Regions from separate parts of the Homo sapiens genome. Here regions 1, 2, 4 and 5 are each linked to region 3. The links are chromatin loops, found by intact Hi-C in ENCODE. Cell type or tissue: CD4-positive, alpha-beta T cell. All regions are shown on one strand. Region 1 overlaps ARAP1 (ArfGAP with RhoGAP domain, ankyrin repeat and PH domain 1). Region 2 overlaps IUR1 (imatinib upregulated ABL suppressing lncRNA 1). Region 3 holds the start of PDE2A-AS2 (PDE2A antisense RNA 2). Region 4 overlaps PDE2A (phosphodiesterase 2A). Region 5 overlaps FCHSD2 (FCH and double SH3 domains 2).

Region 1 (5,000 bases), 98 kb before region 3:
GGCCCTGGGAGCTGGGAGCCTGGCTGATTGGAGTGCTCCCCGGCTGGCAGTGGAGAGTGGCTGCAGCAGCTGCAGCAGCTTCAGCGGGGCGCCAGCCCCTCTGGGCCTTCACAAAATACCTGTGGGTCTCTTGCCTTCCTGCAGCTTCTGCGCAACGTCTGAGCACAGGAGCCCATCCTTGGCTCTAGGATTCCGCCGCTGGAAGCCTTCTGTTCAGACACCCCTTATGCTCCAAGGCCTGATGTGAGCCAGCGGGGGGTGCATGGGAAACTGCACCCCACAACCCACATCCTCCATCCTGACTGCAGCATGGGGTTCCCCGGCAGGGGTGGGAGGCAGCAGGGGTCAGCCTGGGCAGGAACCTCTCCCAACTCTGTCCAGGTGTTCAGACCTCTTGGCCCAACCTGCTCACCCCACCGGGTTCACTGTCCTTGTGGGGCTGGAGAGATGGGCATAAGTCAGGAACTTGGGAGGACCACCACCCTTTCAGAGGCGTGAGGCCCTGGGGCCCTGCCGGAAGGGAGCCCCCTGCTCCTCCCAACAAACTCCAGAACAGCAGAAAGCGGGTGCTGTAGAGGAGCACTCAGCTCACGGGGAGGGAGCTCTTGGCTGAGCTTCTACAGGGCTGAGAGCTGCGCTTTGGGGACTTCAGCCTTCCTTCCAGTCTGGGCTGAGTGGGGGGTCCAGACTACCTGATGCCCCTTCCCCAATTTGGGGACTTTTTGATAATATAAATATATCTGTATATTTTACCCTATGGTGCTGAGGCCTGTGATTGGCTAAGGGGATTGGGCGTCCTGGGGTAGGAGGGGACAGGAGGTCGGGAAGCCCAGGGGTGAGTGCCTAGTGCCTGAAGCTGAGAACCTAGGCCTTGCTTTCTCCAGGCCCTGAGCTATTCAGACGACCCCCTTCCCCAAGCAGAGCCCTGGCTTGACTCCATGCCTTCCCCATTGTACTATCCTGCAGCCAGGCTGGGAATGCCGGTCCTTTCCTGGCCAGCACTGACCCTGGCTGGACACAAGCCCCTGTCCTGCTGCAGTCCGAGTCTGAGTCCCAGCTGGGGCCTGGGTGTGGTGTGTCAGTGACTCAGGCCTGGCAGCCCTGCAGCAGCCCCCTGCTGGAGACACAAGGTCAGAGCCACAGGAGCCTGAGGAAATTGAGAAGAAGCACCTTTGGGTCACCTGTGGCCCCAGTGCCTACCCCTCCAGAGGTGGGGCCTGCCATGCACCAGGGGGCTGCCCTCACTGGGCACTGCCTGGCCATCTCCACTAAGAAGATGAGGCCCTGGCCTGCAGAGGAAATAATGAGTTGCTCAGAGATGGGTTTGGGACTCCCTGGGGAGGTGCCAGACACCACATTCCCGCCTCTGCCTAGAGCCTCATTACCACCCGCTCTTCGGGGGCTCAGTGGGCGGACAGGCTGACCTCCATCCTTAGCCTCAGCCAGTGGGGCTGGGCAGAGTGGGTGGGGATGGGCCATGTGACCTCCGACTCAGGCATCCAGCTCAGTGGGGAGCCTGGGTCCAGCGGAAGACTTGGGGAGCTGGACTCCAGGTTCCCTCTCGCTGTCTCAGGAAGGGGAGGTATATGGCAGGAGACTGGAACCGGTTCCCTGAGTCCTACTGACCTATTTCACAGGCTGGGGCTAAGCCCCTTGAGTCTCCCACCTCCTGTGGGTCGCTCTGGCCAGATCCACAGGTCGAATGTCTGACCCTTCTGCCTCCAGCCAGGACAGGTTGGACCCCCTTATCCAAGTGCTGAGGGGCTGGAATCCGCTCCTGGATCTGACCTTGCACTGCCCAGCCAGCCCTGAGGCCCACCTGAGTGGGTGAGACTGGAGGCGCCCCCTGCTCTGCTAAGGCCACTGCCCCAGCTCAGCGTGCTGGCTGCAGTCCTGCACTAGGCCACAAGGCGGCAGCCATGGACCACTCATCATTGCTGGAATCAAAGCAGGGTCTGGAGGATGCCTGAGTGGTGGTCCTGGCCCAGACCTTTCTCTGCTGGGGTGTGAAGCGGGACCCAGTTCTGCCTTTGGCCTGCAGGCTGGTGACATTCTGGAAGGCAGCACCATACAGGAATGTGCATTGGAGTCCTGGGCTCTGGGAACCAGGAAGAGGAGGGAACAGCCTTCTACCAAGTACCTGCTGTGAATCGGCCCCTGTGCCCCCTGCACTGTCTGCTCTTGGCAAGGGGGAGCTAGGCCCAGAGAAGGGAGGCAACTTTCCCAAGGTCACACCATGCTCGTGAAGCAGGCCTGAGGTCCATTTCCCCTGCCCTACTTTGGTGGGGTCTCCCTCTTTGACTCCCCTCCTGATTCCAACCCTTTTCTCCTCTTAGAAATGGCCTGAGGCAGGGGGTCTGAACTGTCAGGAGTTAGTGATGGCTTAAAGTGATTTCCCTCTGGTAAGGGGTAGGGGTGACATCCAAACAGGAGCCTCAGGGCCTCAGCCGGAATGAAATATGCCTGTGACAACAGTGTTGGATGGGTTAGGGGCAGGAGGCTCTGCTGGTCCTTGTCGCAAGGATTCCTAAAAATGGGGCCTGTTGGGACCCTGGATGGTTTGCTCATTCACATATTATTTGAAGTTGGGTTGCCATGGATGAGTTGAAGACCCCAGACCTGGACCTGCAGAGGGGCCAGGAGCAGCTCTTGGAAAGGGAGGGGCTTCCTGGACAAGGAAGTGCTCCTGAGCCAGCTTTGAAGACCGGAGGCCTTGCCAGGTGTGGTTGGGGTAGAGGTTGAAATACTGAAATATTGGGGGAGGAGGACAGGGCTTCAAGGACCAACCCAAATCCAGGCCTAGCCCCTGGGGAATACGGGGAGCCCTGGGAAAGAAGGCCGAGGCACGTCAGAGCCTGGATGGTGAGGGCACTGCAGGTGAAGGGGAGGCTGGGGGGCAGAGGGGAGAGGGGCAGGGAGGTGGGGTAGGATGTCTGCCTCTCTCCTGCCTCCTTCCAGCACAACCTTCCTACCCTGCAGAGTTCTGAGGAGTCCTGGGGCTTCTGGAGAAGGAAATCAGTGGGACAGGGAAGGGCAAGAGCTGGGGCTTCTTTCCTGGCCTCATGCTCTGGTGGCCTCCAAGCCACCTGCCCACAGCCCGCTGTCTTGGAAAGCACGCGTGTGGGTGCCAGTGCTCCTGTTTACAAGCTGTGTGACTTTGCCTGAGTTACTTAGGTCTCTGATCCTCAATGTTGTCATCTGTACTTTGCGGGTATTAATAGTAGCTACCTCCTAGTGGTTTGGGCAATTAAATGAGCTAGTAAGTGTGAAGTGCCTAGCATTGCCCCTTGCTAATCCCCTTCCCACTGCACTGTCTGCAGTTTCTGAGAAGGTATCATGGCATATTCTAGTCCCAATATATTTGCACTCAACAAGCACTTATTGAACACCAACTGTATGCAGAGCGTTACTGAACACTGAGGGGGAGCAGATGAGTGAGTGGTGTGGAGGAAGGTAGAGACCTCCTGGTAGGGGATATTATCAGGAAAGACTGGAGGAGGTGAGTCTGAAAGGAGAGGCAGTTCTCCACAGGTGGAGGAGAGGAAGTGGTCTGAGCACAAGACAAGGGGATGTGACCCTGCTGTGGTCACTACCTGCTGTGGCTGGGACACAGTGCCCTACAGCACCCTAGGGCCTATCCCCCTTGCGCCTGCCTCTGAGATATGACCACATCCCAGTCCAGTGGGCTCCTTGGGATCATCCCCCATCAGAATAAGGAACAGTTCCTATTCTCTTAGCCAGCTCTGTGACCTAAGTGACCCTGACCCTGCTCTGGGGACTGTCTCTCACATAAGTGCAGTGGCCTGAACCTCCCAGCCCTTCCTCCACTACGACACCTCCTTCAGGAAGCTCTTCTGGGTTGCTCTCCCATCCCACTGTGCCTACTTAGGGTATGCGTATGTGCCCAGGTCACCACACCTAGTCAGGGACTCACCTAGGGAAGAGCAGTCGGGGACAGTTTCCCTGGTCAGCCAGGGTTGGCCCAGCCCTAGCATGTCCCTTCTCCTACACCACTTCCAGCCTGTGGAAATTTCCATACTTTCTCTGCCCTGGTTACAGCTCCTACTGCTGTATTTATCACCCTGGAGACACAGTGGCACAGGCGCACACATGCCACACACACTCAGGCCTGCACACACGTGCCTGCACACCTCAGCCTGCTTCTCCAGATCTGCGAGTGCATGCTGCGCGCACACACACACACTCGGCACGTGGATGAGCACACACACACGGCACGTGGATGAACACCCACCCACACACAGCTCTCTAGGAAAATTGCTCCCCTTCCCTCCTGCTCCTCCTCCACCCTGTCCTCCCACCACCACCCACTTCCAAATGCTGAGACCAAAGAGATGGGCTGGACGGTGCCTCTCACCACTTGTCAGCCTGGGACGCCCTCCTCCCTTTGTGACTAGCATGCCCTCCTCCCCCTGCCCGTCTGCCTCCCCAGCTCTCTCTGCCTCCCTGTCGCCCTGCCACCTCCCTGCGTTCCTGTGTATCTGCCCTCCACACAAGTCACTCTGAGGCCTCTCTTTGTTACTCTTGACTCTGAAGTGGAAACTGCTCCTCCCAGCTCTCCTGAGAGGCTCAGGATGGGGACCTGACCTCATAGGGCTGATGGAGGCATAGGGACAAGTGAAAGGGACCCCAGGTCCCGAATCTCCTCAGCTCCTGTCACCTTCAGTCCCTCCTATTGGGTTAGGGGAGGGCTGTGTGCCTGGCACCATGGAGACCAGTGTCATGGCAACACAGTTCGGGTGGGCACAGCTTCCTCCTCCTGGGGTGTGGGGTCCATAAGAGGAGGTGCCGAGGAGGTGGGCCTTGTGCTGGTGCCCACCATGGCTGCCTCCAGCTCACCATTCCCAGGACAGCCCACCCCCATCCCCCCAGCCAACTTTGCTTGCCACTGCAGCTTCCAGTGCCACAAGTCACTGATCCCATTTGGGAAATCCTCTCTCAAACACCAGCTCCAGAGCTGGGCGCCAGAGAGGGCAGGGGCT
Region 2 (5,000 bases), 590 kb before region 3:
CAGGTTCAAGCAATTCTCATGTCTCAGCCTCCCAAGTAGCTGGGACTACAGGCATGCACCACCACACCCAGCTAATTTTTGTATTTTTAGCAGAGACAGGGTTTCACCATTTTGGCCAGGCTGGTCTCGAACTCCTGATCTCAAGTTATCCACCCGCCTTGGCCTCCCAAATTGCTGGGATTATAGGCATGAGCTACCACACCTGGCCTGGCAATGTATTCTTAGAACACCAAAAGCACAATCAACAACAAGAATGGGGGAAAATATTTGCATATTATGTATTGGATAAGGAATTTGTATCTAAAATATATAAAGCATGGTTATAGGCTGGGGGCTGTGGCTCACACCTGTAATCCCAGCACTTAGGAAGGTCGAGGCAGATGGATCACTTGAGCCCAGGAGGTCAAGGCTGCAGTGAGTGGTGACCATGCCACTGCCCTCCAGCCTGACAGAGCAGAACCCTGTCTCAAAATAAATAAATAAATAAATAGAATAAAAAGAACAAGGATACCAAGAACCAAATGCAATGAAAGAACATTGACTGGATCTTGAATTCCTCCTCCATACTCCCCCAAACTCCCCAAAATAGCTGTAAAATCCATTTTGGGAAAGTTGGGAGATATAGGAATATGGGCTGGATATTAGATGATAGTATGGAATTATTGCTTTTCTTACTATTATGATTGTGGTTATGTATGAAAAATCTTTGGAGCTGCACACCAAGGTGTTGGGGGTCATTCAGTGTCATGGTACCTGTGACTGCTTTCAAATGGGTTCAATTTTTTTTTTTTTTGAGACAGTGTCTCACTCTGTCACTCTGGCTGTAGTGCAGTGGCGTGATCTCAGTTCACTGCAGCCTTGACCTCCCAGGCTCAGGTGATCCTCCTGCCTCAGCCTCCTGCGTAGCTGGGACCATCATGCGCAGCTAATTTTTGTATTTTTAGTAGAGACAGAGATTTGCCACGTTGCCCAGGCTGGTCTTGAACACCTGGGCTCAAGCAATCTGCCTGTCTCAGCCTCCCAAAGTGCTGGGATTACAGGGATGAGCCACCACCGCACCTGGCCCTAGTTCAAATTTTAAAAAATGACAAAGCAATGAATGAAATAAGGCAAAACATTAATCGTTGAGTCTAGAAGAACGTATGGGTGCTCATTTGCTTATTGTATACTTTTTTCCTTTGTATTTGAACATTTTATTTTTTAAAAAATCAGAGGGAGGCTGGGCACAGTGGCTCACGCCTGTAATCCCAGCATTTGAGAGGCTGAGGCAGGTGGATCATTTGAGGTCAGGAGTTTGAGACCAGCCTGGCCAACATGGTGAAACACCGTCTCTACCAAAAATACAAAAACTAGCTGGGCATGGTGGCATGTGCCTGTAATCCCAGCTACCTGGGAGGCTGAGGAAGGAGAATTGCTTGAGCCCGGGAGGTGGAGATTGCGGTGAGCCGAGATCATGCCACTGCACTTCAGTCTGGGTGACTGGGTGAGGTCCTGTCTCAAAAAAAAAACAATCAGAGGGAAACATGAAAAAGCAATCACCTGCTGGGTATACAACAGAGCTTCTCTGGGTTCAGGAAATGTAGAAAGAAGCCTGAAGTTGGGGGGTAGGCAGCCCAGGTGGGGCCAAAATCTGGAGCCCTCAAGCTTCCCCCTAGAAGGAAATATGCCAGGGGGATTGGCAATGGGGAGGAGCCCCTTTACCTGGCCTCAACCCATGCCAGCAAGGTGCAAATAAGTGGCTTTCTATGCATTTTCTCATTTAATCCTCACCACATCCCATGAGTCAGGTACCATTATTATCCCCATCAGTTGAGGAACCTGAGTCTAGAGTTAAATAACTGCTTAAAGATCCTTCTCCAATCTAAGGGCTGGGCCTGGGCTTCTTGGAGGCCAGGGAAGTCATAGGTTTGTGTCCCCTCAGATCAGCCTGTGGGCAGCCCGACCTAGCTCCTGCCCTGGGGGAAGAGGGGAGGCTTTCAGGAATCAGGACCTCCTCTAGGTAACCAGACCCAGAGGGAATGGGGTTGGAGTTTGAGGCAGGGGCTCTGTACCTGCCCAGACATTGAAGGTCAAGAAAGGAGGTAGGTATGGGGCAAGGAAATTCAGACAAGCTGTGTCGGCCACAGGTACCCAGGGTTGTGACTTTTCAGACCTCGTATTCTGGCACTTCTTCTGCTGTCCCCCTCCTCTCCACACCTGTCACCCTCAAGCTTATACACACAAGCTCACTCTTCCATGCCTTCGCATAGTCTGTTCCCTGAGCCTGGAATGCCCACGGCTCACAAGATGAATTACTATCATTCTTCAAGACCCAGTTCCAAGTCCCTGGCTCTGAGCTCCCTTCCCCACCCTACTTTTTTCTATTAGATTACAATTGATTCCTTGAGGGTCCCCAGGCCTGCATAGGACCTGGCCTAGAAGACAGTGAGAGTTACATTGATGGCAATGCCTCTTTTTCTTGACCCTGTGGTACTCAGCGACCCTCCTCGGCCCCGGGCTTTCTGCTGTCACAGCCTCCACATCCTGAGTGGTCACTCTCTGTGGGTCTTCTCCCCTCACATCTGGGGTCACAATTTCTTCTATGTCCCCAGCGCCTAGCATGGGGTGGCTCAGAGGTCCCACAGAGAGCGAAGGTTTGTGGTTGCATCTCTAGCGGGACTCATGTCACACCGACTGGGCACCAGGTGGCACTGTCAGCCCAAGTAAGGGTTGGGGAGCCCCAGGCCCTAAGCCTCTGGCTCTGGTACAGCTTGGCACACACAGATGGGGCGGAGTTGTCAAAGCCCCAAATTCCAGAGCTGCTTCTCCTCACCCCATCCAGTGCGCTTATGCCTGATTTTAAAGCTTAGGATGTCAGGGATGGATTGAGAGTGGGGAGTCTTCAGTCCCCAAATGCAGACAGGAATAGCAACCTTCACGAGGCCACACAGCTGAACCTAGAGAACCCAGATGAGAGGGGTCCAGGTGGGCAAGCGGCCAGCTAAGCACCAGTCATTTCCTCCAGACTCTGCCACAAAGGACTGTGTAATGGGACAGCCCCTTCCCTTCTCCGAGTCTGCATCCTTCTGCCTCATGTTGGTAGCGAGAGCTGAGAAAATGGCCAGAGTGCCGGGTTCTGGTCCTGATTCTGGTTCTCGTGTGCTGCTGTGGCCTGTGCCTACTTCCCTGAGCCTAAGGGATCCTGACTGTTAAATGGGGGCTGGACCCAAGAGCTCTGAGCTGCCAGGACTCCAGGATCCTCACTGGGTAGGAGAGGCCTGTGTGTGGGGCCAGTCAGCATCTTGGCCAAGGACAGGCTGCTCTGGGAGCTGCCAGACGGGAAACATTTTCCGGGAGCCGGAAGGGCTGGCAGAGCCCAGGGCCAGGCTGAGCAACCACAATGGATCCTTGTGTAGAGGTTTAGCTTGGACACACCCACAGGCCCAGCCCCTGGGCTGGGGTGGACCCTGCTTTCTGATCTGCTTCCAGACCCAGCTCCTGAACAACCCAACCTAGGTCTAGAGGCAGGAGCATAGGATGGGCTCATGGTCCAGCTCCAGAGTGATGCTCACAGGCTTGGTGCCAGTGTCTGAATCTCCAGCATCAGCCTTTCTGGAATACTGTTGCCTAAATAACCTTACACAAAACTCAACACCCAGCTCTCCAACCAGAAAGGAGTTCCAAGAGGGCAGGGAGCAAGTCTTCTCCTCAAGCCAACTCAGGGAGCTCGGGACAGACAGTTGGACCAGCCTGGTTTGCTGAAGATCCCTGGCTAGGTGATCCATCTGGGACACCTGGGCTCTAGTCCTGGCAGAGCCTTAGTTTCCTCTTCTGCTCATGGGAGGGAAGGAAGATTGTAATACTTGTTTAAGGGGACACAGACACTGGGGCGGGGGGGCTTCAAAAATATCTACACAACCATCCCCCACACCACCCTGCCTCAGGAAGGACTCCACCCAAACCAATCCAGGTAGACTTGACTCATCCTCCCCTCTTCCTGCTCCTCCTGTAGTCCTGCCTGAGGCTCTGTGCTGCCTCTGAAGCAGCCCTTGGGAAGCCCTTCCAGACACCATGTGGGCTGCACCAGTTTCCCCTTCTCTGGCTCCATGGGCTTGTATTCATTGCTCCTCAGGGAATGGGGTCCTGCTGGCCTAATGCTCACAGTCATCTCAGAAGCTGCTGCTGGAGTCTGTGATTTCACCCGGCTCCCGGGGGGATGCTGCATCAATCACCTCTGTGAGGTCCAGCAAACTGTCCTAAGCATGGAAGGAGATGATGCACATGAAGGCTCTGCACATAAACTCTACCGCACCATGTAAAGCCACTGTACTAGGATGAAGAGCTAATATTTACAAGATGGAATTTAAAAGAGAAATGCAAGACTTTGCACTTGGATGGAACAAAAAAAAAAAGGTTGAGGTCTTAGATGAAAGGAATGCAGTGGGACGTGGCCAGCACAAAGGTAGATTTGATGTCTGGCTGCATTAGCAGAGGCAGAAAGCCTCTGGACTCATCCAAGCCTGCTCTCACACCCTCATGCCTGTCTCCAGAAGCAGCCCCTTCAGCTCTGAGACTGCCTTTTGCACACTGAGCTAAGACCAGCCTCTCGTGACATCCCCATAGTCTCCCTTGAGGCACAAAGGGAGCTGCCCCATGGCCTTGAGATTGCCCTATTCAACTGAGAGGAGAGTGGCTCTGCTTCTTCTCTGCTCTGGGTCTGACACCACCTGGGCAGGGCCTACAGCTCTGAAGCCATGCCTAAGAAAGGGGAACAAAGGTCCACAGAAGAGCCAGTTGGGAAGTCGTGGATTCCTCCACTGGTGGGGCTGACCAGCAGCCTGGGACACCCCTCATGTTAGGGCTGTGAGAGTCTACAAATTTCTAAATTGATCTGAGAATCTGAGGTTCTGAGGCCTGAAACCACTTGGAGGTGAGAAACTCAGCAAGCCAGGAGCCATGCTTTTTGTCCATCAGCTGTTTATTTTGTGTGGCTTTATTGCTGAGTGTGGATCAATAGACTT
Region 3 (5,000 bases):
GAATGTGGGATTGGTGGCATTTGGAACTTGTGGGCATCCTAATGGTGGGAGAATTTATGCCATTCAGCAAACAAATATTGAGCACTTAATGTTGCCATCCCAGTGCTGACCAGATGGCCTTGGGAAGGCCTTTGGGGAAGGGAAGGTAGAGTGAATGGGGGTCCAGCAGGGGCCATGACTTCTTGCTGCTGGCTGTGAGATTGGGTTCTAGGATGGCCCCAGAGCTGGAGAAGAGGTGGTATCAGCAGGAAATAAGGATGGGGCCTTGGTGGCAGCTTTGAGGCCCAGGGCAGGGGCAGGGCTATCTCTGTGTCCCACGCATTTCAGGGAGTGAGTGTTGAATGACTGCATGAGCCAGGGTGGGGCTCAGCTCAGTGCAGTGACTACAGAGAAGCTTCCTGAAACACAGCTAAGTAGCCAGAGAACAGGGGCTCCAGAAGCCCTTCAGCTGTGAGTGGGATGGGGCTGGTGGCAAGGCCAGGGATAGGATACACTGACGACATTAGCAAAGACCTCCGAAGTGTTTCCTCTGTACCAGGCTCTGCACTGGGCATGGGTGATATAGTCATGGCCCCATTTCATAAGACTCGAAGCTCATTTTCAGGGCATAGAGGGAAGAGAGTGAGAAGGGTATTCTAGGCCGAGGGAACAGTGTAGAAAAAAAAGCATGAAGGTGTGAAAGAGCCCAAGGTTTTCTCAGAATGATGAGGATCTTTGTGTGGCTGAAGCTGAGAGATGTTCTGGGTTGAGGGGTGACAGGTGGGTGGGGCTAGCTGAGGGACCACAAATGTAAGAAAGGTGTGCAGACAGACCCAGGATGGTGGGGATGGGATCTAGATCCGAATCACTGGATGGCAAGCATGAATGGGGGATGCCCCACCAGGGTGGAGCACCAAGGCCAGCCAAAAAGTGGGGAAGGGCTTAGGCAGGGACACCTCAGGGCAGCGTGATGTGGGCTAAGGCAGGCTCTTCCCATGACCCACACCATTGGTCCACCCAGCCCCATGCAGCTCCCCAGTGACAAATCATTTGGTGGCCAGATTGAATGACGTGAGCAGGATTTGGGGCTTATCTTGTCTCACCAGAGCTAGCTCCATGAGCAGGGCAAGCAGTCCTCTCCACACCACCACCCTAAGATTTCTGGAGGCACCGAATCAGGGCCAGCGGAGTCCAGGGAGAGTGGGGTAGTGACAGGAGCTGCACAAGATAGGGCAGTGCCACCGCCCCTCCCCAAGGCTGGAGGTGTGCCTGGGGAAGAGCAGAACACCAGCTTGAGCCCAGGCAATCTCTAGTCTGAGGGAGGAGACCCAGCTTTGGGCTGGGTAAATCCCAAATCAGAGACGGGAGGTATGGCTCTGGTTTCAAGCATCTAAGGAGGACTGGAGCCCTCCCCTTGGGCAGCCCCCAGTCTGCAGGGTCATGGGGGTGGGAAGCTGTTCCAAGGGCCTGTGCAGTGGTTATATAGTTGGCAGGTGGGTACCCCTGTGGGCTTCTGATGGAACAGAAGTAAGGAGAGTGGGGAGAGAAGCCAGTCTTCCCTTCCCTCCTGAGTGAGCCCACCCCCTCCTCCAGGTTCACCGACGAGGACGAGCATGTGATCCAGCACTGCTTCCACTACACCAGCACCGTGCTCACCAGCACCCTGGCCTTCCAGAAGGAACAGAAACTCAAGTGTGAGTGCCAGGTGAGTGACCTGCCTTCAGCCTCTCTCGGGCACCGACTCGCTCAGTTTTCAGCCCCGAGAGCCATTCAGAAGGGAAATGCCCATGTCTTTCTGGACTGGTGGCAGCCCTTCCCCAGGTGGCTCCATAACCTCATAACTTGAAGGCTTGCAGTTGTTCAGGACCCGCGCCACTGCCCGCAGGCACTGTATGTGATCGCCCTCTAGTGTTCAATTTGGGCACTACAGCAACACCTAGGCAGCTAGAGCTGGCGTGAAGGCGGCTGAGACACTCAGGAGACTCCTCACCTGCACCGGGGCTATTCCCTCACTCCTTCACTTAGTAGCCAAATGATATAATTAGACACTGACAGTTTCTGGCTTGTCCAGTGAGCCCTAGGGAAGGAAGGAGAAGACCCGGGTGCTGTTGGAGGCAGGAGGTTGGATAGGGTGACCCCTACACCCCGACCCCCCTATGATCTCCATTTCCTTCATTCCAGGCTCTTCTCCAAGTGGCAAAGAACCTCTTCACCCACCTGGGTGAGTGCACTGTTCTCTCTGCCTGGCTGTGTGTGGGCATGGGGGCTGGCATTTGCAGAGGAGAGGCGGGAGGTCTTGGCAGCCTGGTCTCACCCTGCCTGGTCTTCTCCCTTCCCCAGATGACGTCTCTGTCCTGCTCCAGGAGATCATCACGGAGGCCAGAAACCTCAGCAACGCAGAGATGTGAGTGACTCTACCCAGGGGACAGGGCGAGAGAGGCTGTGGCCTTCAGTCCCCATCATCTCCTTTCCTGCCCCACCCACTTCCCTTTCTCTGCCTTCTGCGGGACTTCATCACCTTTTGAGGGATCCTTTATTTCATGCCTGTCTCCCTCGCTAGACTGTAGGCTCCAATACAGCAGGGACAGGGCTGGCTTTGGATCCTCAGCTCCTATCACAGTGCCTGGCACATAGTAGGTGCTTCCAAAAAAAAAAAAAAACAAAACACTTGAATGGACACGTTTCTGGAGCCAGCCAGCCCTGAGCAGAGTGTCTTACCTTGGAGCACTCCTCCCAGGCCTCGGAAATCCGGCCTTTGCCTCCTTATGGGACGTGAGGGCGATCAGAGGGGGTTGTCAGGCCCCAGAGGACCAAACCCCTCCCTCCACAGCTGCTCTGTGTTCCTGCTGGATCAGAATGAGCTGGTGGCCAAGGTGTTCGACGGGGGCGTGGTGGATGATGAGGTGAGAGGGTGTGGAGGGAGTATGTGGCCCTAGGGGTGTCCGGGAGTCCGCCGGCGGCGCTGGGGAGCGGCCCGAGGTTTAACAGTCCCCTCTGTGGCCGGGTCACTAACTTCTTCCTCTCGACTCCATCTCTGCTCCGGCAGAGCTATGAGATCCGCATCCCGGCCGATCAGGGCATCGCGGGACACGTGGCGACCACGGGCCAGATCCTGAACATCCCTGACGCATATGCCCATCCGCTTTTCTACCGCGGCGTGGACGACAGCACCGGCTTCCGCACGCGCAACATCCTCTGCTTCCCCATCAAGAACGAGAACCAGGGTGCGCGTGGCGGCCCGGGCGGAGGGGCGGGGCCTGCGCCGGGCGGGGCGGGTCCGAGCGAGCGGGGGTGGCAACACTTCCCCACCGCCTCCAGCGTCCCGGAGCATAAGGGAGTCGGGTTCCATGCCTGGGACGTACGTAACCTGCGGAAACTGCGAGGGCAGGTCCCGGCCGGATCCCTCCCTCCAACCGATCCCTCCCTCCACCGGTGGTTCCTTGCCCCTCTCCCTTCCCCAGAGGTCATCGGTGTGGCCGAGCTGGTGAACAAGATCAATGGGCCATGGTTCAGCAAGTTCGACGAGGACCTGGCGACGGCCTTCTCCATCTACTGCGGCATCAGCATCGCCCATGTGAGGGCGGGGTTGGGAGTGGGGTGTGGGGTGATAGGGGGCGGGGCCCACGAAGGACCCTCGGTTCTCCTCCTCCGACTGACTCTCCTTGTGGATTGATCCCTTGGTCTGGCACTCAGAGTCCCGCCGCTGGGGTGCAGCCTTCAGGACACGCTGGCCACCTCTGGGCTCAGTTTCCCATCTAAAAATTGGGCATACGATTTCCTGCCCTGTCCACTCAGCCTCCTGGGACCATGAGAAACTCCCGTTGTCAAAACCTCCTCTCTTCCCTGGAAGCAGTCTCAACCCAAGCCGAGTGCTTTTTTGGAAGTGCTGGGTCTCGGTGTCCAGGCCTACTGGCGCTCTGGCCTGGGAATCCAGCCCCAAGGTCCCTGACATGATCCCCTCCTTGCTTCTCCTTCCCTGCCATGGGCCTTGGGCTCCATCACTGAAGCCTGGATCAGGTGTGGGGGAGTGCAAAGGGCCAGACCAAATGCTGGGAGAACTTGATGAGGAGGAACCGGCGCGGGGTCTGGATGAAAGTGGGGGTGGGGTCTTTACTGTGGACTGGAGCTTGAAGGTTTTGACTGGGGCCAGAATGGGACAGGAAGTGGGGTGTCTTTTTGACCCCTTCATCCCAGTCCTGGGCATTGCTAAATTTTCACAGCCACCTTCCTTGAGCCCCATCTTTCCCTCTTTCCCCTAGTCTCTCCTATACAAAAAAGTGAATGAGGCTCAGTATCGCAGCCACCTGGCCAATGAGATGATGATGTACCACATGAAGGTGAGGCTTGCAGAGACCTCTGGTCCTCCTCCCAGATTCCCCGGGGACCCAGGGCCAGGCAGGGCTTCCTGATCAATCTCTACTGAGGATGAGAGGATAGGCCCAGAGCCACAGCAGGCCTCCTGCCCTCCTTAGGGGCAGCTCCCACCCCTGCTTAGAGACCTCTCCTCCAAGCTGCTTCTGAGCTCAGTCCCAAGGCTGGAAGTAGCCAGAGGAACCAGCCCAGGGAGTAATTGGTTCAGCCAGGTATTCCCCATGTTCAGGGAATAATTCCCATCTTGGGAATTACTGAGGGCTAGGAAGCTCACCCAGGACCCGTCCCCATGGCTTCCCTAGGTACAATGCCCATGCAGCCCTGGGCAGTCTTAATTGCTGATAATCTATCCCATTCCCTACCCTGGGTCACAAAAGCTGGCTTAGTTCCATGTATATGGTAGTCGCTGTTCATTTGGACATTTCCTCTCACCTGTGTCCAAACCAGAGAGGCCCAGACCTTGTGAGTTGGATCAAAACTGTAGTAGGAAGAGTTAAGGTTAGAGAGTAGAAAGGTCTCCACAAAAGGAGGACTGCTACAGTTACTGTGTATGAAATGCTGCCATGGTTAGGGGGTGTCATGAAGGGGTGTTGTCGATCTTTGCCAAGGTTATGCTGTTACAGATAAAGGGTGGTCACCTGCAGGGAGGC
Region 4 (5,000 bases), 58 kb before region 3:
TGTGAGAGGGTTTTTCTGAAAGGGCTCTGCACTCTACCAAGCACTGGAAGAAAGCAGTGCACTTGTTTATTGAGTCTAGTGTAATAACATTTCACAGATGGGGAAATAGAGGCCTAGAGAGGTGCTGTGGCCTGCTCAGAATCCCACAGCAAGTCTATGGCACAGTTAGGACTCAAACCCTCTGAGGAATGCTTGGATCTGAAAGGTTGACACAGAAAGACTCTTTGAGCTGAGGGACACATAGAGCACACACCAGGGACCCCAGTCATTGAGCTGTAGTTTGAGAGATTCAAGTAAGACTGAAGAAATAACTTCTTGGCTGGGTGCAGTGGCTCACACCTGTAATCCCAACACTTTGGGAGGCTGAGGTGGGTGGATCATGAGGTCAAGAGATCGAGACCATCCTGGCCAACATGGCGAAATCCCATCTGTACTAAAAATATAAAAATTAGCTGGGCATGGTGGTGCATGCCTGTAGTCCCATCTACTCGGGAGGCTGAGGCAGGAGAATTGCTTGAACCCGGGAGGCGGAGGTTGCAGTGAGCTGAGATCGCGCCACTGCGCTCCAGCCTGGTGACAGAGCGAGACTCCGTCTCAAAAAAATAAAATAAAATAAAATAAAATAAAATAAAATAAAATAAAATAAATAAAATAACTTCTCAAGAGGTGAGTGCCATGGAGGTGGTGCCTGGAGTTGGGAGCCCAAGAGATGGTGGCGGTGCCAGGCCAGGGTCGGCTGTTGACCATGGTCTGAGGTGGCCTCCCCTGAAGAACAAGTAACTCTGGCCAGTGGCTGTAACAGATACCTCCCGGGCACCTGTATCTCACCCAGCCTTGTCCAGAGCCCAGGACTGAGCCAGTGACACATGCTCAGAATTTACCAAGAGACTTGTGCACTGAGCTCAGACTCAGACCTAGTCCTTCCAACAGCCCTTACATGGGTCATCCCCTTTTACGGAAGAGAAAACTGAGGCCAAAAATAGGAAGGGAGGCCCTGTGGGGGCCAGAACCTTTACACATCTTAGCCCAGGTAATTTTTTCTACAGTGTTAATAAGTAGGATGAATTGCCCCTGTTTGGAAGATTCAGTAAAATACATTGACTTGGCCCAGATCACTTACTCTACACCTCTCCTAAGTCCCCAGATGTGACTCCCAGGAAAGACACAAAAAAGGGCTACCCAGAGGGATAAGGTAGTAACCAGGGAAGCCCTCCCAGAGGAGGTGGGCCTTCAAATGGCCCCTAAATGACAGGCAGGAGGGAAGGATCTGGGAGGGTATTGGGGGTGGGGTGGCATGGGCAAAGGCCTGGAGGTGAGAGTCAGTCAGTCATTGATGTGAGAAGAGCAAGAAGTAGAAATGTAAGGAATGGTGGGGAGGGGAGTCAGAGCTGGATGACCAAGCAAGGGTTCAGCTGTAGAGGGTCTGGCCCGCCAGGCTCAGGGCTCGGGCTTTATTGTGCTGGTGGTAGGGAGCCACTGAGGGTGAGTGGGGGAGAGCATGCCAGAGCATGCCTCAGAAAGAAAGGTGGGAGAAACGCTGGCATGGAGGGCTGCCCCCTGAGTTGGTGGGGTGGCCGGGCTCTGCCAAGGCTATGTGCCAGCTGCCTGGACTGTGTCCAGGAATGGGCACAATGACTCAACATTGAGAAAATCACTCCCCAGGGAGAAAGGGCCCTGATGAATCACCCAGCTGAGGTGGGGAGGCTGGGAGGCTGGGAGGCTGGGAGGCTGGGAGCTCACTGAGTCACCGTCCAAGAGTTGGTGAGGAGGGGAGCTGCAGAGAGAGGGGCCGGCAGTGCAGTTGACGGGGGGATTCAGGTCAGACCACATTGAGGGCTGTCGGGGGACTCTACCTTCCCGCCATTCCCGGGTTTGGTCCTCCTGGCCGTCCTGTGAGGGAGATGAGAAAACTGAGGCCCAGGAAGTGGGGGGAGGGGATCCGAGCAAGGTCATGCGGCAAGTCGCTGGCAAAGGCCTAGCGAGACCCAAGCGCACCCTCCAGTCCAGACACGTCCTGCCGCCCCAACCGCTTTCATGCCAAGCAGAGGCCTAAGAACCGGGTCGGTCCGGGCAGGGAGCTGACCCCGGTGACCCGCTGAATCCCCGGACGCGGCCCCTCCGGGCAGCCGGCAACTGAGGCCGGATTGCGCCGCCGCGATGGGACGGCAGGGGGCGCAGGAGCGTCGCGGCTGCCGCAGGCTCCTGAACCCAGAAGCCGCTCTGCGGAGAAACGCGCTCCCGGAGCGCGGGTCCCACCGCGGAACTGCGGACCGTGTGGCCCTGGGGCCTGCACCCTCTCCGGCTCCGGGGACGGCGACAGAGACCTGCCCACCCAGGCCTGGGGGCCCCAGTCAGTGGCGGCCGCCGTGTGTGCGCTCGGTGTCTGTGCGCACGTGTCTCCCTCGCAGATGGGCGACTGCTCCAGGGCCTGTCCGTCTCACAGCGACCTCCAACATTCTCCCGACTTCCCCCTGCCTCCTAGGCTGAGGGAGAGGAGCAAGCCCGAGGCTCCTGCGGTGTCCGCGGCCCCTGCCCCCCTTCCCCTTCCCTCCCCACCCCACCCCACTGCGCCGGTCTCTGCCTGGGGCTCTGGCCGGGCCCCGGACCCCAGAGTGGTGGCGGGGAAACAGGGTGCGATCAGACAGGGTGGAGGCTCTGAGAGCGGCCCCTGCGAGATGCGAGAGAAGTGGCGACGGGGCGAGGGGCAGCGAGCGCAGGCTGACAGCAGGCCAGCTGGAAGGGCCGAGGGAACCCAGGGCGAGACAGAAGCGGGGTGACAGCGGCCGGGTGTCCGGTGGGGTCGGAGGATCCGACGGGCCGAGAGGTGCGGTCCGCGGTGGCGGGGACATAGGCGGGGCCGGGGCGGGCCGGGGGCGGGCGGGGGGCGGGCCGGGGCGGGGCCGGGGCGGACACTCGGGCGGACCAGGCGAAGCTGTCGCGGACGCGCTGACCGAGCGCAGCGGCCGGGCCGGCGGGCGGGCGGGCGGCTGCGAGCATGGTCCTGGTGCTGCACCACATCCTCATCGCTGTTGTCCAATTCCTCAGGCGGGGCCAGCAGGTCTTCCTCAAGCCGGACGAGCCGCCGCCGCCGCCGCAGCCATGCGCCGACAGCCTGCAGGTAGGGGGGCCCCCGCGCTGGGCACCAGGAGAACGGGGTGTCCGGCGAGCGCCGGGCCGGGTCTGCCCGCCCCCGAACCCTTCTCAGGGAGGAGACCCCTCCTCTAGTTCTGAATTCTACTCCTGTGCTGGGACGGCAGCGCAGACCAAGAGCCCTTGAAGCCCCAGCTCTCAGTCCACACGTCACCCCAGACTCTGAACTCCTTTCGGATCCGGGGCTCCACCCCAAGCACTGAGCTTCCAGTCCACGGTGGGACCGCAGTGCACACTGAGAGCTGTGCCCAAGCCTCGAATTCCCTTTCCTTAGATTAGTGGGGACCCTGCCCACGCCTCGGAACCTTCACCATATATGTGGGGCTCCCGGCACACCTGGAGCACCTGAACCCCCAGCTGTCATCCAGGACTCCACCTCAGAGCCGGCCTCACCCAAAGCCCCAAACCTCCATTCCAAGCCTCAACTGGACACCCGCTCAGATTCCCACCCAAACATCTGGACTTCAGTCCTCAGCCTGGAACCTACCCCAGAGTCCAAATCTCTCCTTCCATCAGGGCTTCACTGGCTTTCTCTGTGGGACCCACTCCCCGATCCCTTCCCTCCCTCCTGTGTTGGAGATCTCCGAGTCTTTCCTCGTGGGGGGCCCCTCCTCTTGTTCCTCTCCAGGTACAGTGGTCCCACTTTATTCTCTGGGCTTCTCCTCTGGTTTCTCTTCAAGTATTTCTGGGCTCTCTAATTTGGTCTGTTGCCCCATGTGCCCACCTCTCTTGGTCTATCTTGGTCTCTCTCCTGTTTCTCTAGGTCTCCATCTTCGTTTTGGGGTCTCTTTCTGCAGCCACCCCTTCCTCTTGTATCTACCTCTGCTTTGTGGTGAGGAGGGGGCAGGCTCAGAGAGCAGGGCTAGTGTCCCTGGGACACCCCCGCCCCCCATGTTCTCAGGCATGGCATGGTGTGGGCTCAGGTGGAAGGGCCTAAATGTGGAGTGTGCTGCCCTCAGGCGATGCCCAGGGATCTGAGGTGGTGGGGGGATGATGTGGTGGGCACTGGCTTTTGTAACTTATAAAGCCCCTCATCCCAGCTGCCCTGGTCTTGACGGGGGCGGCTAGGGCTTGAGATAGGGAAGAGTAAACTGCAATCTGGTGTCAACCTGCGGTGGGATGTGTCCAGGCTGGGTGGGTCTATAGTGTATGTGTTTGTGTGAGTGTTCCTGTCTGTGTGTAGCACGGGCTGGGTTGCATGTGTTGGGTGTGTCTTGTGTGTAATCATGTGTGTTGTGCCGTGTATGAATGTGTCATCGAGAGTGGGATTATTTGTGGGGAGATTATGGGAATTATGGGTCTATGGCATTGTGTGCTATGTGTGGCTGGGGAGGCAGTGTTGTGGCTGTGGAGTGGTAGCTGGGTGTGTGGCTGTTGTGTGTGTAGAGAACTTGTGTGTATGTGGCTGTATGTCTGTTATTGTACAGTGGAGTTGTTGTAGGGACAGCTTGCATACAGGATTCTATATGTAGTTGTGTGTGTTACTGGCTGTTGTGTGTGGCCAGGAAGGGCCACTGCAGGGGCCTGATGGTTTCCACTGGGTGTCTTGTCAGAGAGGAGTTGGGGCAGGGGGTGCCGTGTGTGCCAATGTGTTTGCAGCCTAGGTGGCTGGCTTAGAGTCACTATGGCACATCCTGGGATTGCTTGGGTAATATATCTATTAGGACCTGAGTGCTGGTGTTTGAATGTCATGTGTCTGTGTGGTGGCTGCTCCCGCGATTCTGGACAGGAAAGGGTTGCAGCCAGGGCTGAGGGGTCTGAGGTGAGGAGCCAGTTGACAAGTGTGTGAGTGTGTGAGTGTGTGTGTGTGCGTGCATGTACACGTGCATATGGGAATGGGGTGGGGTGGG
Region 5 (5,000 bases), 260 kb before region 3:
GGGACTTCAGGCATGCACCACCATGCCTGGCTATATTTTTTTTCTATTTTTAATAGAGATGGGGTTAGGTTTCACCATGTTGGCCAGGCTGGTCTCAAACTCCTGACCTCAAGTGATCCACCTACCTTGGCCTCCCAAAGTGCTTGGATTACAGGCGTGAGCCACCACACACCTGGCCTGAAACCTTTTTAATGTTCACTAACAGGATCAGTTAAAATTTAGAGGCCCTTGTCAGTCAGTACTTAACAGTGAAAAGTGAAAGGATACTGATAAATATTTCTTACATATTTGACAGAAACTTCCTTCTTGATTTAAAAAAAATCTCTGTCCTGGCCAGGCACGGTGGCTCACACCTGTAATCCCAGCACTTTGGGAGGCTGAGGTGGGTGGATCACAAGGTCAGGAGATCGAGACCATCGTGGCTAACACAGTGAAACCCCATCTCTACTAAAAATACAAAAAATTAGCCGGGCGTGGTGGTGGGCACCTGTAGTCCCAGCTACTCGGGAGGCTGAGGAGGCAGAGCTTGCAGTGAGCCGAGATCACGCCACTACACTCAAGCCTGGCAACAGAGCGAGACTCCGTCTCAAAAATAAAATAAAAAAAAATCTCTGTCCTAGGCCTGGTGCAGTGGCTCACACCTGTAATACCAGCACTTTGGGAAGCCGAAGTGAGTGGATCACTTGAGGCCAGGAGTTCAAGACCAGCCTGGCCAACATGGTGAAACCCCATCTCTACTAAAAATACAAAACAATTAGCCAGGTGTGGTGGTGGGTGCCTGTAATCCCAGCTATTCGGGAGACTGAGGCACGAGAATTCTTGAACCTGGGAGGCCGAGGTTGCAGTGAGCCAAGATCACGCCATTGCAGTCCAGCCGGGGTGACAAGAGCGAAATTCCATCTCAAAAAAAAAAAAAAAAAAAAAAACTCTATTCTTTCATAACATGAAAAATGTAAGTGCGAAAGATAGTCATTTCTATGCAGAGTTAAAAGGCAAATTAACATTTTGAAACAATCAGGTTTTAAGTGTTTTTCCGGCTTTCAACCATTTTCTTGAAGTAAGGAAACTAGCCAATGGTTTCTAATTTTTCTTAGCTTAATGCAGATACCGAAAGAGAAGAAGGCGAAGAGTTTGAAGATAACATGGATGTTTTCGATGACAGCAGTTCCAGCCCTTCTGGCACCTTAAGAAATTATCCACTCACCTGCAAAGTTGTTTATTCCTACAAGGTTTGTATTTCTCCAACATAATGTTATTAAATTCTGATTAACTCTGAAGATACACATGACTGTATCCATCCAGTCTCTCAAGCTGTACTTAGCATAAAATTGTTATTAGGTTAATATTGGGGCAACATAACAGAATGGTGATGAGTTTAGGCTCTGACTTGACGTCTTTCACTTGCTACTCCGTCTGCCTAGAACTCTTTTTTTCCCCAAATCTCAGTTGGTTGTCCCCTGCTCCTCATTGAAGCTCAGCTCAAATAGTTCCTTCTTAAGGTCACCCATAACCACCTAAATAAATAACCAACTCCTCAGTCACTACTTGTTATCCCATTGCCTCTTTTATTATATAGCACTTCTGCTCAGCCAAACTTAATCTTATTTATTTTCATATTTCTTTGATGCTCCACTAAAGGTCCATGAAGGCAGAAATTTTGTCTGTGTATGTGTACCTTGTCTGTGTGTCTTCAGCCCCGAGGACGATGTCCAGCCATAGTGGGTCATCAGTAGATAATTGTGGGATGACTACATGAATGTTGGAAGGGAGGCGTGAATACATGAATCTTCTCTTGCCCCTGTTCTGGTGGAGGCATGTGTGAGAAGGGGCAATGCGGAAGGCTATCAGAAGGGAAGGTCCTGGAGAGAGAATCCACCTGTCATGCACCAGATTCACTCCTCCGCCACATCCCTGTGTAGCCAAAAGGTGGCAGTGTTTGGTAACCTCAATATCAGTGATTCCCAGACTTGTTTTGAGTTTAACATCCTTTCATTTTATATTTAAATTCATAATACTTCCTGTTCATTGAAAGTGTTAGCATTTTTTTCCAATGTAAATCGTTTTGATAATCTTTTGAAAATTTAAAATCATCTTCTCAGATACTTGGAAAGGTATTACAGGGTATTATAAAACTAGCATTGGAATTGTTTCCTGATACCACCTCCCATTATATTTACTTGAACGTCCCAGAACTAAAATTTAAGTTCCTTAAATAGAGAGATTCCTAAGTGTCTGAGTGATTTTAAACAGTTCACATTCATTCAACATTCCCTCTGTTGGCATATCCCAGGCACATCCCTGCGTTAAATAGACTATGAACATCTATTTAGTCAGTTAATCATTGAATAAACATATAGAGTGCCCAATATGTGATACACTGGGGGGATGCCAGAATGAATATGACATCTCTCCCCTCTAGGAATGGACAATCTATGAAGGGTTAAATATTAAACTGGAAAATAGAACAAGTGTGAAAAGATTTATAGTAAAGGTAGAGCCACTAATTCTACCTGGATCATTGGGAGAAATTTTACAGATGAGGTGGCATTTAAAGTAGGTCATGATTTAAGACCTTTCTAGATGCAGTGAGAAGGTAGGGAGAGGAAAGAGCCTTCTAAGCAAAGAGAACAGCAGGTATAGAGACAGAGTGTGATGAGAGTGTGGGGTGTTCAGGAAATGTTAAATTCAGTGGTGTAGGAGTGGGAGAACAGAGGGGCTGTGCATAAAGGTGTTTGTTGTCAGATAGTAAAGGGCCTTGGGTACCAGACTTAGAGGTTTGGTTTTTATCCTGGCTAGGAAGATCCTTAGATGGCCTGAAATCAGATTGGACTTTTAAGAAGCTAACCTGGTCATGGTATAGATATTCTAGAGGACAGATTAGGATACAGAGGGACTGACTTTAAGCCTAATCATAATTCTTATAGTCCAGACCAAAAAGGAGGCCTCGAATAATCTGGTGAGAACAAAGAAACTATATTTAATGGTTAGAGTTGGCCGGGAATGGTGGCTCACGCCTGTAATCCCAACATTTTGGGAAAATGAGGCAGGTGGATCACTGAGGTTAGGAGTTCAAGACTGGCCCAACCAACATGGTGAAACCCCATCTCTACTAAAAATACAAAAATTAGCTGGGCGTGGTGGCGGGCGCCTGTAATCTCAGCTACTAGGGAGGCTGAGGCAGGAGAATCACTTGAACTCAGGAGGAGGAGGTTGCAGTGAGCCAAGATCGCACCATTGCGCTCCAGCCTGGGTGACAGAGCGAGACTCTGTCTCAAAAAAAAAAAAAAAAAAAAGGTTAGAGTCAAAAGCCTTAAGAATGTTCATAACTTTTGACCCTATTAGCATCCATCCTAAGGAAGTAAATCATAATATAGAAAAGTTTTGGACACAAAAATGTCCTTTCATATAGTACTGCTTTATAATGTATGGCACTTCTGCCCAGCCAAACTTAATCTTAGTTTTCATATTTCTTTGACTCCCCGCTAAAGGTCCATGAAGGGAGAAGTTTTGTCTCTGTATGTTTACCTTGTCTGTGTGTCTTCAGCCCCTAGGACAATGCCCAGCACGTAGTAGGTCATTAGTAAATAATTGTGGAATGAATACTTGAATGATGGAAGGCATGAACAAATGAATCCTTCCCTTGACCTCATTCTGATAGAGACATCAGTGAGGATAATAGAGCTCATGACTGGATGCAATGGCTCATGCCTGTAATCCCAACACTTTGTGGGGCCAAAGCGAGAAGATCACTTGAAGCCGGGAGTTTGAGACCAGCCTGGGCAACAAAGAAAAACCTGGTCTCTACAGAAAAATTTTAAAATTAGCTGAGCATGGTGGCACATGCCTATCGTCCTAGCTATTCAGGAGGCTCAGGCAGGAGGATCACTGGAGCCCAGGAGATCGAGGCTGCAGTGAGCCATGATTACACCACTGCACTCCAGCCTGAGTGACAGAGTGAGACCCTGCCTCTAAAAAATAAATTTTAAAAAAATTTAAATTTGGCAGTTCAATGAGAATAATTAAACTAGACATTCATATACTATAGCCATAACATATAATATTATGAAACTTACTGAAATTTTCATCAAGAGTTTTTCTATATAAGAAGAAACCCTTATGTCCTAATATTAAATTAAAAGGTAGGATACCAAATTGTATGTACCGTAAGAGCTCAATTATGCATATTTTCCAGCTTTTCTACGATGAACATGTATGATATAATCAGGAAAAACATATTGTTTTAAAAGAAATACAGGAAATTTGGAGAGATACTGGTGGAAACGGAGCTCTGGTTGTCACTGGATACTAGGACTTAAGGAGACAGTATGAGAGTATGTGTGTATTTAATAACCATTTACTGCTCACTGTCTTTAGTTGGGGTAAGTGAGAAGAAATGTAGTCCCTAATTATTTCTAGTAGGAAGCTCACAAGGACAAACTCATTAGAGCATCATGGTAGTCAGTGTTATGGGGACGCTCAGAGAGCCTTTTAAGAACAAAATGGGGGCTGGGCACGGTAGCTCACGCCTGTAATCCCAGCACGTTGCGGGGCCAAGGCGGGCGAATCGCGAGGTCAGGAGTTCGAGACCAGCCTGACCAACATGGTGAAACCCCGTCTCTACTAAAAATACAAAAAATTAGCCAGGCATGGTGGTGTGCACCTGTAATCCCAGCTACTTGGGAGGCTGAGGCAGGAGAATTTCTTGAACCTGGGAGGCAGAGGTTGCAGTGAGCCGAGATGGCACCACTGCACTCCAGCCTGGGCAACACTGTGAGACTCCGTCTCAAAAAAAAAAAAAAAAAGAGCAAAAGGAGGAGCAGCTTACTCATCATGAGTAGTCTGGGAAAACATATGCGCTCAGTCTCAAGTCAAAAGTAATCGTAACTACTTATCTATCTATCTATCTATCTATCTATCTATCTATCTATCTATTTATTTGTAATCCCTTCAATAACCCTATGAGGAAGATATTATCAAACACCCCATTCATTCAACAAATA

What was found. Peaks named below come from ENCODE experiments on the same cell type or tissue, not always from the same donor. Only the 100,000 strongest peaks of a DNase experiment are listed, where the experiment ranks them.
Region 1: it touches region 3 in a loop (9-fold over the local background); 63 of 110 quality-filtered maps call a loop at or near these places.
Region 2: a loop joins it to region 3, with 16 times the contacts of the local background. A loop is called at or near these places in 15 of 110 quality-filtered maps.
Region 4: it touches region 3 in a loop (9-fold over the local background); 104 of 110 quality-filtered maps call a loop at or near these places.
Region 5: it touches region 3 in a loop (5-fold over the local background); 5 of 110 quality-filtered maps call a loop at or near these places.

The regions. Positions count from the first base shown.
Region 1 is chr11:72,680,826-72,685,825 of GRCh38, reverse strand. ARAP1 (ArfGAP with RhoGAP domain, ankyrin repeat and PH domain 1) reads left to right here. Exons shown (of 35, transcript NM_001040118.3): 35 at 145-757. The coding sequence ends at 162. Among named protein-coding and RNA genes, the nearest start is that of PDE2A, 8.9 kb to the right of the region's middle. RefSeq lists enhancers at 533-1,092, 4,561-5,000. In CD4-positive, alpha-beta T cell, CTCF peaks have their summits at 1,119 (motif pointing left), 1,687 and 1,892 (motif pointing right); DNase peaks (open chromatin) are centred at 1,105, 1,435 and 1,905.
Region 2 is chr11:73,175,928-73,180,927 of GRCh38, reverse strand. The region is part of intron 1 of IUR1 (imatinib upregulated ABL suppressing lncRNA 1); the gene reads left to right. Among named protein-coding and RNA genes, the nearest start is that of IUR1, 4.5 kb to the left of the region's middle. RefSeq lists an enhancer at 2,828-2,877. In CD4-positive, alpha-beta T cell, CTCF peaks have their summits at 2,486 and 2,686 (motif pointing right); a DNase peak (open chromatin) is centred at 2,687.
Region 3 is chr11:72,582,754-72,587,753 of GRCh38, reverse strand. It overlaps PDE2A (phosphodiesterase 2A), which reads left to right. Exons shown (of 31, transcript NM_002599.5): 14 at 1,573-1,684; 15 at 2,161-2,200; 16 at 2,320-2,383; 17 at 2,810-2,882; 18 at 3,026-3,203; 19 at 3,441-3,553; 20 at 4,239-4,316. It overlaps PDE2A-AS2 (PDE2A antisense RNA 2), which reads right to left and starts at 3,148. Exons shown (of 2, transcript XR_001748291.2): 1 at 2,698-3,148. RefSeq lists silencers at 1,878-1,977, 3,208-3,317 and enhancers at 2,420-2,941, 2,942-3,465. In CD4-positive, alpha-beta T cell, CTCF peaks have their summits at 1,678 and 1,877 (motif pointing left); DNase peaks (open chromatin) are centred at 1,893, 2,413 and 3,153; H3K4me3 peaks cover 1,679 bases.
Region 4 is chr11:72,640,372-72,645,371 of GRCh38, reverse strand. It overlaps PDE2A (phosphodiesterase 2A), which reads left to right. Exons shown (of 31, transcript NM_002599.5): 2 at 3,046-3,118. Among named protein-coding and RNA genes, the nearest start is that of PDE2A-AS1, 18 kb to the left of the region's middle. RefSeq lists enhancers at 1,769-2,358, 2,793-3,293 and a silencer at 2,135-2,474. In CD4-positive, alpha-beta T cell, a CTCF peak has its summit at 2,144 (motif pointing right); a DNase peak (open chromatin) is centred at 2,201; H3K4me3 peaks cover 989 bases; H3K27me3 peaks cover 1,349 bases.
Region 5 is chr11:72,845,984-72,850,983 of GRCh38, reverse strand. It overlaps FCHSD2 (FCH and double SH3 domains 2), which reads left to right. Exons shown (of 20, transcript NM_014824.3): 14 at 1,095-1,229. Among named protein-coding and RNA genes, the nearest start is that of ATG16L2, 34 kb to the right of the region's middle. RefSeq lists an enhancer at 1,585-2,086. In CD4-positive, alpha-beta T cell, a CTCF peak has its summit at 1,954 (motif pointing right); a DNase peak (open chromatin) is centred at 1,913.